Regions from separate parts of the Homo sapiens genome. Here region 2 is linked to region 1. Evidence: read pairs that join two places in POLR2A ChIA-PET (ENCODE). Cell type or tissue: PC-9. All regions are shown on one strand. Links, peaks and the distances in the headings refer to the core of each region. The heading gives the core; the rest is flanking DNA.

Region 1 (7,726 bases), core at 1,808-6,807:
AAGATGTTGCCATGTAATTACAGGTATATTGGAAATGGTCTGAAAGCACAATTAAAAGTCACTCAGCCAAGTGAAAGAGAGGGAAGGAAAGAAGGGAGAAATGACCTACAAGAGGGTGTAGGTGATGATAAAGGTTAGCTATGAGGATGGATATGAGAGGTTGAAGGCTCATTGTCAGTTAATGACATCCTCTGTGGGTTCGTGATAGGGGCAACCTTTCTTTAAGAAATGTTTTTCTAAGAATGTCTCAGAGTCAGTTAACATCTACTGAGTATAACCTCATGGACTATTTAATCATCTCCACACCATTCTTGTTCCCATGTATTAATAACAAAAGAGGAATCAGGTTCAGAGTGGTTAATGCGCTAGCCCAAGATCATAGACCTGATTACTGGAACGGCACGTTCTTGAATGCAAGTCTCTTCTAGTAGCTTTTACTGCTGTCTGCATCAGGAAAGCCACCTCAAAATGCCTACAGGGCAAGGAAGTCATGCAAATAACTTTGAGAAAGAGAAAAGAAACAAGTAACAGAGTGTAGTAAGGATTAATGGGAACCATGGCAAAGGGGAGAATTGCAGACATCTAAAGTGAATTGTTGCTACTCAGAACTCACTCTTACCTTTTAAGAGTGCAGTCTCAGTTGATCTGTCAGGAAAAACTGGAAGTCAGATTTTTACATAAACTCTCCTGTTTATTTTAACTTTTTGTCAAAACAATCTTAAACATCAGGCAGGAAAAACAAAACTAATCTGCAAACCAGATTCAGCTCATGGGCATGCCAGAGGTAACATCAGCTTTTTCTAAATCACTAATGCCAAATCATTAAATAAGATCATTTAGGACCCTCAGTGATCTTCTGATCAGGCTCTTCATTTTGCAGATAAAAATTTTGTGTCATAAGCATTAATTGAAATTATAAATATTAATCCTCATGATAATGTTATTTTACACATAATCCTATTTATTGCCTGGGCTATGTGTAGAAAGAACCTGCATGTTGACACATCAAGGTTGGAATCCCAGTCCTGAGCTGTGTGACCTTAAGCAAGTAATTTAACCACTCAGTTCTTTCATCTGCAAAATGGCAACACTGACTTGGGAATTTCAGTGGAAGTAAGATTTAAAAGGGGCAATTATTAGAAGTTATCATACACAAGGCCTATCAGAGGGAGCTGGCTCAAACCCCTAGTGGTTGCCACTGCCTACCCTCTACCCCTCCAGGCCCTCCTTTGTCTATAAATGTATTTTCTTGCATTATTTGGATAGCTAATTTAGGATCCAGTTGATTTCCTCACCAAGTTAATGTAAAATAGAAACTGGAACTTCTCATTTTGTCTGAAGCAGGCTCTTTTAATAGATTTCTATGCTGCCTTGTTGCATACGTATTGAGTGCCTTGCCTTGTCAAGATTTGAAAATGCACTGTAAGGACTTTAGCTTTGCCCTACTAAAGGTGTTGCTGTCAGTTGAAAGCAGACAGAAACCAAGGCTCCTAAACCGCTCCCCCTTCCTCCCTCAGTTGCCTAAATTCAGTGTGTGCTTTCGTGCTGTAAACAACAATTGCAAGAAAGAGTAGGCGATTTGGGTTTAGTTTCGTTTAGTTTTATTTGAGGTTAAGTGAATCCCACAACAATAAAAAATCAATACTGTATTTGGCCAGAAAGACATTATTAAAGCACCTAGATTAAATGGAACCTAAATAATAGTCCATTGATTTTTTTATCCAACTTTTTGTAATTTACTTTATAAGAAAAAGAATTATTCTCAGTGCACCAAGTGCTTGACTTAGGGCTCAGTATATTCTACAAAATTTTACATGAATTTATTTTTTATTATCTCATTGTATTTGTTCTATTTGTTTTTATAGATGTGTATGAGATTTATTTTTTTAACGCTGGTTCCTAATTCAATGCTTGGTTTTAACAATGAATACTTTCTGCAAGGGTTACAGAGACATTCAAAACATTGACTTTTGCTAAAAGATGGGATTCTTCAGTATTAGTAAATACTGTAGTATTCTTATTTTAAAATCTGATCATAGTGATTAAACCAGCTTTTGACTCTGAGACTACCCAATGCTTGAGTGTCACGTTATTCAAGAATTTCCAATTCCAGGCCAAATAAGACCCAGATAAGCTGTGATTGACAGTAACATGCTAAAATTCAGTCTCCAAACTCAATCCCAGATCATATTCAACAGAAAGTGAACTTCCACAATAATACCCAGTCCTCAGGTGTATTTCATTTTGAAAGTCCTCTTTCCTATAAGTACTGGCAATACTGAGGGCAATTATAGGGAAAATGCCAATTATGACAATATCAAAACAGCCATGGAATGATAAACAGTATGAATTAGTCTCTCCTGCCCAGCCATTTCCAAAAATTTCTGTTCATATCAGGTTTCATAGGAAAAGGTATGATTGCAAAGCTAACTTTATGTACACAATATTGATTTTTGGCTGAAGAAAGCCATATAATACTAAAATAAAGAATGAAGAATACATGCAGACGCACGTATCTGCCAGGCCACTTATTAAGCCCTGCCTGAACCAATGCATACAAGTAGGTCATTGAAAGTCACTGAAAACCGGGGCAGCTCCCCTGGCAGGAGATGTTAACCTGCAGGAGGAATCTTGCAGACAAGTGATACATTTCAGCTGAGCAGCTGTATATTTTATTTATGAATTGATATAAGCATAGAGGTATATAGGGAGAGGAATGCATATAATGCGTAACCTTAAACACACTCCAAAATAAAGATAGATGGGAGAAAGATTTATACCTACACATGCTCTAATTTAAAGGACAACCCTCTCTCCTTACTGCCCTGCCCCAACTCCCCAGTAAAAGAGAAATAAGAGCCTTAGTGTAATTAGTGTCTTTCTTATTTCCCCCAGCAGCGGCAGCATTAACCAGCCCCAGGCATGTGTCTCAGTTAAGACCACCTACGCTACAGCCAGAACAGTGTCATCAACGTGCAGAGGGATCGGGGATCATATATGCCACTTGGTCCAAAAGGCACCAAGGTCCTACATTTTGCAAGAGATCCTTAAAGGGTCATATCTCTCTTCCGAGGTGTCCACACAGCTGTGAGCCCATCTTAGAGAGTATAATACATGTTTGCATAGCATTATGGAAATGAGGTTGGGAAGGGACCTCATATCATTATGAGGGACCTTCCTATTACCATAGGAAGGGATTCTCTAATCCACACACCTCGTTTTATAGCTCTAGGACAACCTCCAGCTACAGGGGCTGCTCAGCAAACACAGGAGAGTAGAGGACCTCAGTGTGGTCAAGAGGTAACAGGATATAGGACATCGCGAAAAAAACATGGGCTCTGAATCTAGGCCGATTTGGGTTCAGATCTCAGCTGTATGCACCAAGGCAAATTCCCTAACTCTTCTGATACTCAATTTATTCATCTGTACAATGGAAATAGTAGTGTAAGTCCACAAGCTGTTATCTGTAGTTCAGAAATCCAAACAGTCCTGAAAACCAAAAGTGTTTCATAATTCATTTCATGCCAAATCTGACTGGAGCTGGAATTGCTTGGAGGTCAAACCTGACCTGAAGTAATATGAGGCTACACACATTATCATTATTTGTCCCATGGTAGCCAAGCACCATGTCAGCACCCAGCGAGGGGCTTCTATGCCAAATGTAAGGCCTCTGGCTCTGTGTCCTCATCCCACAAGCTCAATGGAGAGGCTTCTGCTGGTTCTAAAGCTCCTGGCTCATGGCCACTCATCCAGCTGGAGTAGCAGGTTAGACCAGGACAAGCCCAGAGAATGGCTCTTCTTTTTCAGAGCACAGGGCTATATGGGGGATTCCTCTCGGGCCCATCCCCACTGGCTTAGAGCAGAGGTGTAGGGTGAGAGCCCCTCCAGCTGGACTTATTTAAAACTCGTATTGGCTCAGCTGCAAAATTTCACTGTGGCATTTCCTGACTTTGCTCCTCTTTTTAAAACAGAAAAGGGACATTGGAAAAGGAGGAAATTCCACTTGTACCTTTATGGAGTTTTGTCATTCTGTAACATGTAATCAATTTGGAAAAAGGAATGGCACCTCAGACAGAAAAACTAAAAGTAAAGTGATGCTGCAAAAAATCTTTCAAGACAGACTTTTTAAACCTGGTCCATGGGAGCTGGATTTAAGTTCTGATTGTTATCTTTTTCCCCTCCATTACTAGGTATTTTAAGTTGGGTTTGTCCTTTCCTGATGTCTCCAGCCCAATAGCCTTTTCCTGCTCCTTTCTGAGTGCTGACCTGAGAGGCCCCCTGACTGTCCCCTTCGGGTGGAGAGACAGAACCCATGGCTTTGGCATATGATTAAGGCCAGCCTCACAAGTGGGTAGAGTGAGAGATGATGTGAGGGTATCATGGGCAGGTCCTACTCAGAATAAACCCTGCCTCCCGGCCTTCCACCACCTGAGCTCTTCTCCTTTGAGGCCGGAAAGGTTTTAGTCAGCAGGAACCATCTAAGGGAAATGTGGCTGGATGAGGCTAAGTCTCATCGGCTTAGCACTTCGACGAGCAGAAACTGACAGCCAAATCAGCTGGGAGTGGACACTGGGAAGGTGGGGACAGAACAGGGGATGATGACAAGGAGGGTGCTGCTCAAAGGGAGGGTGACGGCATGTGAAGGATGAGCTTTATCAACTTCCCTATTCTCCATGTCATTTTGGGCAGTCAGAATCCTCCCTGTTCCTAAGCCATCTGCAGTGCTGGCCTGGCAGAGTTGCGTGGCTTCACCCAATCCCAAGCACTTCCGCCCTCAGTTAAACATACAACATTCCAGGCCATATGCAACAAACATTTTTGAGCATCAACTGTGTGTCAGGTCCTTTTGCTAGGCACTGGGAAGAGATAAAGCATGGCCCTGCCTTTGAAAGACTCCAAGCTGTCACCTACATAGAGGTGTCAGGCAAAATGATTTTACTGATTCTCAAAGTAGGTTCCATAGTACATGAAGTCTGGGAGATACAGGGGATAGGTGCTGGATCTAAATTTAAGGAACAGTGTTTTTTTCACAGTGTTTAGAAAGGTCTCAGCAATAATGAAAGATGCTTAATTTTCATAACTTATTTTGGCCCAGAACCCATTTAACATCTATTAACGTAGTTGTCTGCCATGGAACACACTTTGGGACCCACTCTTCTGCTTTATTTCAGCCAGATGTGCTTTGGAATTCAGAATTTGGGGGGTGTTAGCAAGGCAATCTGATGTATCCTTTTTCTATGCTATGTGTGATGGCTGACAGCGTATCAGAGAGAAAACAGAAAAGGCCTAGCTCTGTGAGATATGGAGGCCTGCAGGCAGTGTTTACAGACACGTAGCTTCCCATCAGACTCAAATCTGGGAATGTGTGACCAGATTCCTGTTGTTTCAGCCACATTCATCCCTGTGCTCACTTATTTAGCAAATATGTATTGAACATAAACTATGGAAGCAACTATATTAAAAACTGGTCATTCCCTGTCATCAAGGAACTTGCAGTCTGCCAAGTGAGGTAGGGGAGGCCTGGCAGGTGTGACAAATGCCATGATTAGGGAGTGACCACACATCCTGGTTTGCCTTGGACCATCCCATTTTATGCCTATTATTTATGTACAGTATGTACAGGTGCCCCCTTTAACTCTGTCCTAGTTTTGACAATAGATTACATGGTTTCCCTCCTCCCCCTGAGTTATATTGGGTGCAGGCTGTAGAAGACCATAGGAGGGAGGGTCAGGGAAGGTTTCTCAGAGCATCTGACCCTTGAGTTCTGAATTACTGAGGATAAGATAGCTAGGGACAGTGGTGAAGTCCACACTAAGGGGAAGAAGTAGCAAGTACAAATGATGAGCAGAGAGAGGAGTCAACACATGCAGTTACGAAGGAGACATGTCTCAGGGTAAGGAGTTTACACTCCTTCTAAGGGCCACAGGAAGCTTTTGATGGTGTTGTAAGCAGGGAGTCCCATGATCTGGTCAGCATTGCAGAAGAACCTCTCTGGCTATGAATGGGAGGGGAGGTGGAGCAGGGAGCTGGCCCCATCAGCAGAGCCCCTAGACCAGTGAGAAGGTGGTTGCAGCCACCTAAGGGAGGGGTGCTGGCAGCAGCTGTGGGATAAAGGGAGTAGATGGATGAATAGATGGATGGACAGATGGGTAGATGGATAGGGGAGGTCTTTGGCAGGTGGAGTAGACAGAACTTATTGATGGATGGATTGACTGTTGTGCAGAAGGGAGAGGAAAGAGTTGGAGGTAGCACCCATGCTTGAGCATGAAAGTGGATGATGACATGTTCAATGAGACAGGGGGCATGAGAGGGAGAAACAGATCTGGGAGAAAGCGATACAGTGAGCTTCGTTTTGGACAGGACAAATATAAAGTGCTCTTGCTGCATCTCTGAGAGTCCTTAGCCTTCGCCAGAGCTTCAGGGCTGGAAGGGTAAAGACAAAGGGACATTTAAAAAAATAATGGTTCAGAAACATTCTTGAAACTAAATGAAACAAAAAGCCAAGTCAAACTGTACCGGAGCAGCCTTGTTACTGGCACGATGAATCACTGGCTGCTGTTGTTTGGGAGGCAGTGAATTGAGCCTCCAATGCTAAGCTCCTCTGTTTAGCCCCACAACAGAGCTGGTGTAGACAAGGGCCCTGTAAGCATCCCTCCCACCCATGCTAATTACAGAGCCCTTGGCCTCCTGTCATCCCTACCACTGACAGCTCAGCTGTCATCAGGTGGTCTCAGTCCTGCCTCAGGCTAAAATGGGTTTAAAGTCTGACAGTGGATGCTCTCAGTCATTCACAAGCTCCCTAAGTCAACCACCAGCCATGTCTGTTCACTTGCCACTGCTTCCCTGTGCACCAGACATACCAGGGAGCATTTTACAGTCTGGAAGCAGGGGGCAATGGGATCTGTTTTGCCTTAGGTAAGAGGGTATTAGAGCTTTAACTTGCTTTGATAGTCCTTGGATCTTCCAGTGTCATTTGAAGTCCTCTAGTCTTCTATCTGACCATTTTTAGCTGTATGTCCTTGGCCTCAAGTTTTATTAATATTATTCATCTTGATCATGGTCTGAGAAATTAAAGTGACCACATTTCTGTAATGATCCTACTCTTTCCAAGCAAAGAAGAAAAATGTCTTTGTGGAACATCACTGCCAATAGGGCTCTGCTTGGTAGATGGTGCTGTAGGAGGAGGCATCTGCTCTCTATAGCAATCATGAAATCATCGTACCTACAACCAGCTGGGTCAGTGACCAGAATGAGCCCAATGTCTAGAACCTGAGCCAGCTGAAGATGTATTATTTGCCCCCCAAAGTCTTCCTTTTGTAATTCAGAGGACCAGCCTTTGTATACAAAGCAAGAAAATTCAGGTTTCCTTTCTAAGTTGTTAAAGTGATCCAGGGCCAAGGGCAGTCTTTTAAAGAGATCCTAAAAGAACTCTTGGACCCGAAAATGCGAACAAGTAGAACCTGAGCTGCGTATTTATACTTAGCAGTCCCAAGAAACCTATGGGCATTTGGATTTTATAATGTGATATGTTCTTTGGTTTTGTTTTGTTTTTTTTTTTAATAACTGGAGCCCAGGCTTAGCTTTTTTTTCCCTATACTCTATGTATAGCTGAAATTACAATCATCATAATCAAGCATTTAAGCAAACAAAAATAATCATTTGAAGGCTATTTTCCATAAGCTCTTTAGTTCTCAATTCACTACAATTCCGTTCAGAAGGAAATGTT
Region 2 (7,726 bases), core at 1,801-6,800, 210 kb after region 1:
GGAATTCCCCTGGCTGACAGTCCCCAGAAGAATTAGGCAAAATAACAGGCAACAGAGCAGTAGTATGAAGTGAGCTAACATCTTTCTTGATAGAGAAAAGTAAAAGGGTTCCACTTAAAGTTGATAAATCATGAAGTAGAGGTACAAGCATGTTACCTCGATTTAGGACAGCAAGCACCAGAAAAATTCAGGACAAAATCTATGATCAGTGGCTGCCTCTGGAGGCCCTGCTATAATAGTTGAGAGCAGAGATTTTTAATTTCCATTTTTCATGTTTTTATATGTTTGAAACTTATCATTTTACCATAAGTACATGTTTCTTATGGAATTTTTTAAAATTAAAAAAATGGGTTTTAAGTACTGTGGTCTTCACCAGTGCTTTTCAGATGCAGTTGATAGGAACTCACTGAATTGAATAGATTCATGGCCTTCACCAGATTACAAAACCCACTTATCTTTAAAGAACCTTCTTCAGATGGATGTGAAAGATCAAAATAAAGTCTCAGATATTTCTTTTTTTTTTTCTTAAGAGAAAAAAAAAGAGTAGCTGTGTGAGAACTCTAAAATATATACACAATTAGCACAGTTCGACTACAGGCATAAGTCTCCAAAAGAATGACTGTTGCCCCCGATAGTTCATGCCACTACTAAGGAAAAACATGTGCAGTGCTTAATCCTCTTTCTCTTTTCTGAGTGGTAAGCTCTTCAGGTGCTCAGTGATGATGATAATATTGATTATCATTAATGATGATGATGATTGGGATTGAATGAGAGACTGGAGAGCAGAGAGAAGCCCTAAGGAAATTCTAAACCCCTGTGGCTTCTAGGATCTTAACAACACTAAATGTCCCCAAGGCCCTTTTCATGTTTCTTTTGATGAAATCGTTGGAAACTGTGTCTCTCCTGGTATCTCTACTATAACCCTGGCATCTTCATGGAGCAGGAAAAAAATGAGTTGTCTTGGCCAGGTGCAGTGGCTCACACCTGTAATCCCAATACTTTGGGAGGCTGAGGCAGGAGGATTGCTTGAGACCAGGAGTTTGAGACCAGCCTGGGCAACACAGAGAGACTCTCTCTACAAAAAGCTTTTTAAAAATTATCCAGGAAGAAATCAGGGAGGGCTAACTCCACGGATGACACTGACTGGGGATCCTGCATGTGTGTAGACATGGATTTATGAAATAGAGTGGGAAGAAAGAGGAAGTTTCCCTCCCCCTCCCCCTCTCCCTCTCCCTCTCCCCACGGTCTCCCTCTCCCTCTCTTTCCACGGTCTCCCTCTGATGCCCAGCCAAGGCTGGACTGTACTGCTGCCATCTCGGCTCACTGCAACCTCCCTGCCTGATTCTCCTGCCTCAGCCTGCTGAGTGCCTGCGATTGCAGGCGCGCGCTGCCACACCTGACTGGTTTTCGTATTTTTTTGGTGGAGACGGGGTTTCGCTGTGTTGGCCGGGCTGGTCTCCAGCTCCTAACCGCGAGGGATCCGCCAGCCTCGGCCTCCCGAGGTGCCGGGATTGCAGACGGAGTCTGGTTCACTCAGTGCTCAATGGTGCCCAGGCTGGAGTGCAGTGGTGTGATCTTGGCTCGCTACAACCTCCACCTCCCAGCCGCCTGCCTTGGCCTCCCAAAGTGCCGAGAGTGCAGCCTCTGCCAGGCCGCCACCCCGTCTGGGAAGTGAGGAGCGTCTCTGCCTGGCCATCCATCGTCTGGGACGTGAGGAGCCCCTCTGCCTGGCTGCCCAGTCTGGAAAGTGAGGAGCGTCTCTGCCCGGCCGCCATCCCATCTAGGAAGTGAGGAGCGCCTCTTCCCGGCCGCCATCCCATCTAGGAAGTGAGGAGCGTCTCTGCCCAGCCACCCATCGTCTGAGATGTGGGGAGCGCCTCTGCTCCACCGCCCCATCTGGGAGGTGAGGAGCGTCTCTGCCCGGCCGCCCCATCTGAGAAGTGAGGAGCCCCTCCACCCGGCAGCCGCCCCGTCTGAGAAGTGAGGAGCCCCTCCACCCGGCAGCCGCCCCGTCCGAGAAGTGAGGAGCCCCTCCGCCCAGCAGCCACCCCGTCTGGGAAGTGAGGAGCGTCTCCGCCCCGCAGCCACCCCGTCCGGGAGGGAGGTGGGGGGGTCAGCCCCCTGCCCAGCCAGCTGCCCCGTCCGGGAGGGAGGTGGGGGCGCCAGCCCCCCGCCCGGCCAGCCGCCCCGTCCAGGAGGTGAGGGGCACCTCTGCCCGGCCGCCCCTACTGGGAAGTGAGGAGCCCCTCTGCCCGGCCAGCCGCCCCGTCCGGGAGGGAGGTGGGGGGGTCAGCCCCCCGCCCAGCCAGCCGCCCCGTCTGGGAGGTGAGGAGCCCCTCTGCCCGGCCGCTCCTACTGGGAAGTGAGGAGCCCCTCTGCCCGGCCAGCCGCCCCGTCCGGGAGGGAGGTGGGGGGGTCAGCCCCCCGCCCAGCCAGCCGCCCCGTCTGGGAGGTGAGGGGCGCCTCTGCCCGGCCGCTCCTACTGGGAAGTGAGGAGCCCCTCTGCCCGGCCAGCCGCCCCGTCAGGGAGGGAGGTGGGGGGGGTCAGCCCACCGCCCGGCCAGCCGCCCCGTCCGGGAGGGAGGTGGGGGGGGTCAGCCCCCTGCCCGGCCAGCCGCCCCGTCCGGGAGGTGAGCGGCGCCTCTGCCCGGCCGCCCCTACTGGGAAGTGAGGAGCCCCTCTACCCGGCCACCACCCCGTCTGGGAGGTGTACCCAACAGCTCATTGAGAACGGGCCATGATGACAATGGCGGTTTTGTGGAATAGAAGGGGGGGAAAGGTGGGGAAAAGATTGAGAAATCGGATGGTTGCCGTGTCTGTGTAGAAAGAAGTAGACATGGGAGACTTCATTTTGTTCTGTACTAAGAAAAATTCTTTTGCCTTGGGATCCTGTTGATCTGTGACCTTACCCCCAACCCTGTGCTCTCTGAAACATGTGCTGTGTCCACTCAGGGTTAAATGGATTAAGGGCGGTGCAAGATGTGCTTTGTTAAACAGATGCTTGAAGGCAGCATGCTCGTTAAGAGTCATCACCACTCCCTAATCTCAAGTACCCAGGGACACAAACACAGCGGAAGGCCGCAGGGTCCTCTGCCTAGGAAAACCAGAGACCTTTGTTCACTTGTTTATCTGCTGACCTTCCCTCCACTATTGTCCTATGACCCTGCCAAATCCCCCTCTGCGAGAAACACCCAAGAATGATCAATAAAAAAAAAAAAGGAAAAATAAAATAAAAATAAAATAAAATAAAAATTATCCAGGAGTGGTGGCACATGCCTGTGGTCCCAGCTACTCATGAGGCAGAGGTAGGAGGATTGCTTGAGCCCAGGAGGTCAAGGCTGCAGTGAGCTGTGATTACGTCGCTGCACTCCAGCCTGGGCAACAGAACAAGACCCTGTCTCAAAAAAAGAAATGAGTTGTCTTGCTATTTGTAGTGAATTCTATAATTTTGTGTTGCTTCAGCGTCCATTTTGAATATAGCTTTAAGCAATTTCCCATACCAGAAGCAGGGCTTAGTCACCGTCTACAGTTTCCAGTTCTCTGCCTCCTCCCATTTCCTCAATATGGTCAGTTCAGATATCTGGCTCATACAACCCCCTCCTGGTGACAGCCTCCCCGTGGGACAGCTAGATACAACCTACTTGACTGGCTCCACTGACCAGACACAACACATGCACTGTGGAGATACGCCCCAGTGGCCTCCTCTCAGGCACAGCAGGACTCCAGGGCGTCCAGAGCCTGCCTGCTCTGAACCCACCAGGGAGTCCAGAGCCTGCCTACTCTGAACCCACCAATTGGAACTCCCACCTGGGTAATGCCCTGGACCCCAAAAAAAGACACAGGCTCGCAGATCACCCGCACTCTTTCGCTCCCCGCCCGCCGGTGGGCTTCCCATGTCCCAGATGGCTCCCCACTTCCTATCCGTCCTGAGAGGCGCGCCTCCCTCTTCTCTGGGCTGTGGAATGCTCTGCTTCTGTTAACTCACCTGTTTTGTTGAGAGGCCTCCTCTGTGTCTCCCCCAGTCGGATGCACCTGAAACTAACTTCTTTCCTGGTCGGGGCTCTCCTAGAGAGTGGCTGTCTTCGTAGGAATGAACTGGACACAGATGGGACAAGAGCAACGAAGGCGTCTGCCAGGATAAACACGTTTTCTGTGTGTGGGACCCCTAGTCATGGTCGGACACTTAAGCATTAGGCAGTCAGCTGGGATAAAAAAAAAGATTCCATGGGCCGAGCGCGGTGGCTCACGCCTGTAATTCCAGCACTTTGGGAGGCCGAGGCGGGCGGATCACAAGGCCAAGAGATCGAGACCATCCTGGCTAACACAGTGAAACCCCGTCTCTACTAAAAATACAAAAAACATTAGCCGGGCATGGAGGTGAGCGCCTGTAGTCCCAGCTACTCGGGAGGCTGAGGCAGGAGAAGGGTGAGAACCTGGGAGGCGGAGCTTGCAGTGAGCAGAGATCGTGCTGCTGCACTCCAGCCTGGGCGACAGAGCGAGACTCCGTCTCAAAAAAAAAAAAAAAAGATTCCATGAAAGGCACCTCATCAACACCCACAGGAACCCCATGGGGCAGGGCGAGGGTTTACAGCCACTCCGATGGCTATCAAAGGGTGTAGCTCACCTCTCCACTCTTTGTGTCCGAGCAGCCTTGTCTGCTGCTTTGACCAAGAGAATGCAGTGGAAGTGAAGTTATGTAGCCTCAGAGCCTACACCTTCACAGGCCTTGTAGTGTCCAACCTCATCCCCTCGGAACACCTGTGGCCACCATGAGAGGAAGAAGCCCAGGATGAAAGACCCAGGTGAGAGAGTCCCAGGTGTCCCAGATGAGCCCAGCCCTGGCTGTCCCACCTGTTGAGACCCGCTAACAACAGCCCAGTCAACCCACAGGATTGTGAAATCATAAACCAGTGTTGCTTTAAGCCACTAAGATGTGGGGTGGTTTGTTAGCAGCCATAAATAAGTGACACAGAGCTCGGATAACACAGCCCACTAATTGTATAGCTCAGGAACTAGAGGTAAAGTGATTTATTAGGTCCTTAAAGGCAGAATTAAGATAGAGCCCCACAGGCCGGGCACGGTGGCTCACGCTTGTAATCCCAACACTTTGGGAGGCCAAGGTGGGCAGATCACTTGAGTTCAGGAGTTCGAGACCAGCCTGACCAACATGGTAAAACCCCGTCTCTACTACAAATACAAAAAATTAGCTGGGCGTGGTGATGGGTGCCTGTAATCCCAGCTACTCAGGAGGCTGAGGCAGGAGAATCACTTGAACCTGGGAGGCGGAGATTGCAGTGAGCCAAGATCATGCCACTGCACTCCAGCCTGGGCGACAGAGCAAGACTGGGTCTCAAAAAAAAAAAAAAGATAAAGCCCCACAATAAAACCAGTGGCTTCTTTAGCACGGACATGGTTCTGGGGTCTTGATATAGACAGAACAATGTCTGTGCTAAAGAAGCCACTGGGTATTGTGGGGTTTGCATCCACTGTGCCCTGGAAGGATGGGCAGCTGGCTCAGGGACCAGAGCCAAGTAGATGGGGGAGAGTTCTAGCCTGAAGCCACAGGGTCAGACCTTTCTCATTCCCTGACTTGGCAAAGTACCCAGGAGACCTCCAGGTTAGTGTATGGTGCGGGGTGGTGAGGGGTGACAGGGAAAGAGCCTGCCTAAACGTGCTGGGGGCTCCTCCACCTTGTCTGTGACCTGAGCTGAGGAGCTGAGAGGTTGACAAATGGAAGAAACGTCAGAGAGAAGCCTGAGGGCTCCCTCCTGATGGCCTGAGCTTCAGATGAGAGGCTGCAGAATTGGGATGATGCTCCACAGCCATCCCCTTGTTGAGGGCAGGATGGCCTCTAAAGCCTCACACCTGCCATAACCACCACAAGGGCCGCTCAGCCAGCGAAGCCAGACAGGCCTGAGGTGGGGGAAGGGGGGTGGTTAGGGGACACTCAATGATAAGGGAAGGAAATGGGGAAGGAAGAAGGGAAAACGGAGAAAGAAAAGAAACCCCGGGAGGGCTCTGGAAGCGCCCCTCCTCCCCTGGACCTTGGTTGATCTGCTTTATGCCTGCCAGCCAAGGAGGAGGAGGATGAAGGGTCATCTGTGAGGCTCAGGGCAGCCATCCGTTTCTCTCCAGTCCATGCCTGGTCCCTCTCTCTGGGCCATGGCAGGAGGTTTCCCCCCAGCTCTGACCTCCCCAACCACTCATCTCTCACCGTGTCCCACGATGGTAGAAGGAACTCCTCAAAACTCAGATCTAGCGCTCGCTCTCTTACAAAAATGTGACGTCCTCATGGCCTCTGCAAGCTATTTGCACAGCACATTTGAGACTGTTTCTCCCCCATAGCCAGGGACACCTGTACTATCACGTAGCGTTTTCCTTTTAAATGACTCACTTTTCGACTTAAATAAATGTATTGAAGTCATTCTAAGCAATAATACCCATGACATTGTGGGTTTGATGTGCTGTTTATAGTTTTTCGCAATGTGCATTAAAATAATTACATAACTGAAAAATGTAAATGTTCCTTGTGTGCCACCTAAAACCATCCCACTGACTGTATTTCACTCTGAAACCGTATTGAAAGCATACCAGTCAGAACACTTGGGTTGCAAGAAACAGGAACTGAGTCTCTGATTATCGTAAGTAAAAAAAGATGTTATAGGAGGCTGAGGGGGGCAGGGAGAGGCTGGTAGTCTCACAGGAGAGGGAAGAAGGAAGAAGGTCCAAGCTCACAAAGGACAGGGTCAGTAGGTCTAGCCAGGGGTGGGGGGCCTCAGAGACTGGACTCCAGCCCACCGAGGTGCAGAAACTGGATGAATGACAGCTGGGCGTTTTCTGTCTCTACATCACTCTGCGATTCAAATTCCAGCGAGGGAATTCCCATCAGCCTGCTTGGATCCCGTGCCCACCCCTTGGGTGCGATTATGGAATGGATACTGCACAATCAAAAAACTGCTGTTCACCACGAGAGGACTCTTGTTTCCTCTTTACTGAAAATGGCCTCTGTAACAATGTTCATGGGTAGGATAGTTCACAACTTCACATGTAAGGTGGAAATAATTTTGTGTCTTGGGCAGATTTGGTTTTTTTGGGGGGATTTTTATGTTCATTTATTTAATGTTGGAGCTTTTTAGAAGGAAGGGTGAGCAATAGAGGAAATTAATAGCATTATAATTGTCTAGCTTTTAAAAGCAAATTCAATTTAAATACATGAGAAATGCTGTCATCATCACAATCTACTGATTACCTGAACTCCAAAAATATCCCTCTGGCTCACATTCTAAGACCAGTTGGACTCCTCCTGGTTTGACTCAAAAGCTCAGAACCAAATTTTGGCCCACTGATGTTAAGTGTGTGGTTTTTAGCCTTATTCCAATTTTATGTATCCATACTTGTTTTTTATTTTTTGCATCACTACTTCCGAAACTCTACCCACTTTCTCTTATGCAATGTTTCCTGCTTTTGGAATTTTGATTAAATATGATACAAAACAAGTTGGGCAATGTAGTGATGATGATGATGGTGGTAAAGATGATAATTTGCATGCACGGACCCAATAGGATGAAATGGGTCAGCTTTGGTCAAAGCTCCATTGGAGTCAATAGGTGTCAAGTACTCCCACATTTCACAGGTTGGTACAGATCCCTCACACAAGACTTGCAAAAGAAGAGATCAGGAATTTCAATCAGCCCAATACCACCTTGAGGGTATTAAAGAGCTGACG

Evidence for each region. Peaks named below come from ENCODE experiments on the same cell type or tissue, not always from the same donor. Only the 100,000 strongest peaks of a DNase experiment are listed, where the experiment ranks them.
Region 2: POLR2A ChIA-PET joins it to region 1 with 15 read pairs; 2 of 35 experiments call an interaction of 5 or more read pairs at or near these places.

Annotation. Positions count from the first base shown.
Region 1 is chr3:143,288,093-143,295,818 of GRCh38, reverse strand. All of the region lies in intron 14 of SLC9A9 (solute carrier family 9 member A9), which reads left to right. Among named protein-coding and RNA genes, the nearest start is that of SLC9A9-AS1, 50 kb to the left of the region's middle. RefSeq lists an enhancer at 1,188-1,247. In PC-9, for the core only: no CTCF peak of the experiment used is centred there; no DNase peak of the experiment used is centred there.
Region 2 is chr3:143,081,117-143,088,842 of GRCh38, reverse strand. It overlaps LOC105374138 (a long non-coding RNA gene), which reads right to left and starts at 5,131. Exons shown (of 4, transcript XR_924555.3): 1 at 4,625-5,131; 2 at 3,986-4,129. RefSeq lists an enhancer at 3,430-3,569 and a cis regulatory region at 3,353-4,001. In PC-9, for the core only: no CTCF peak of the experiment used is centred there; no DNase peak of the experiment used is centred there.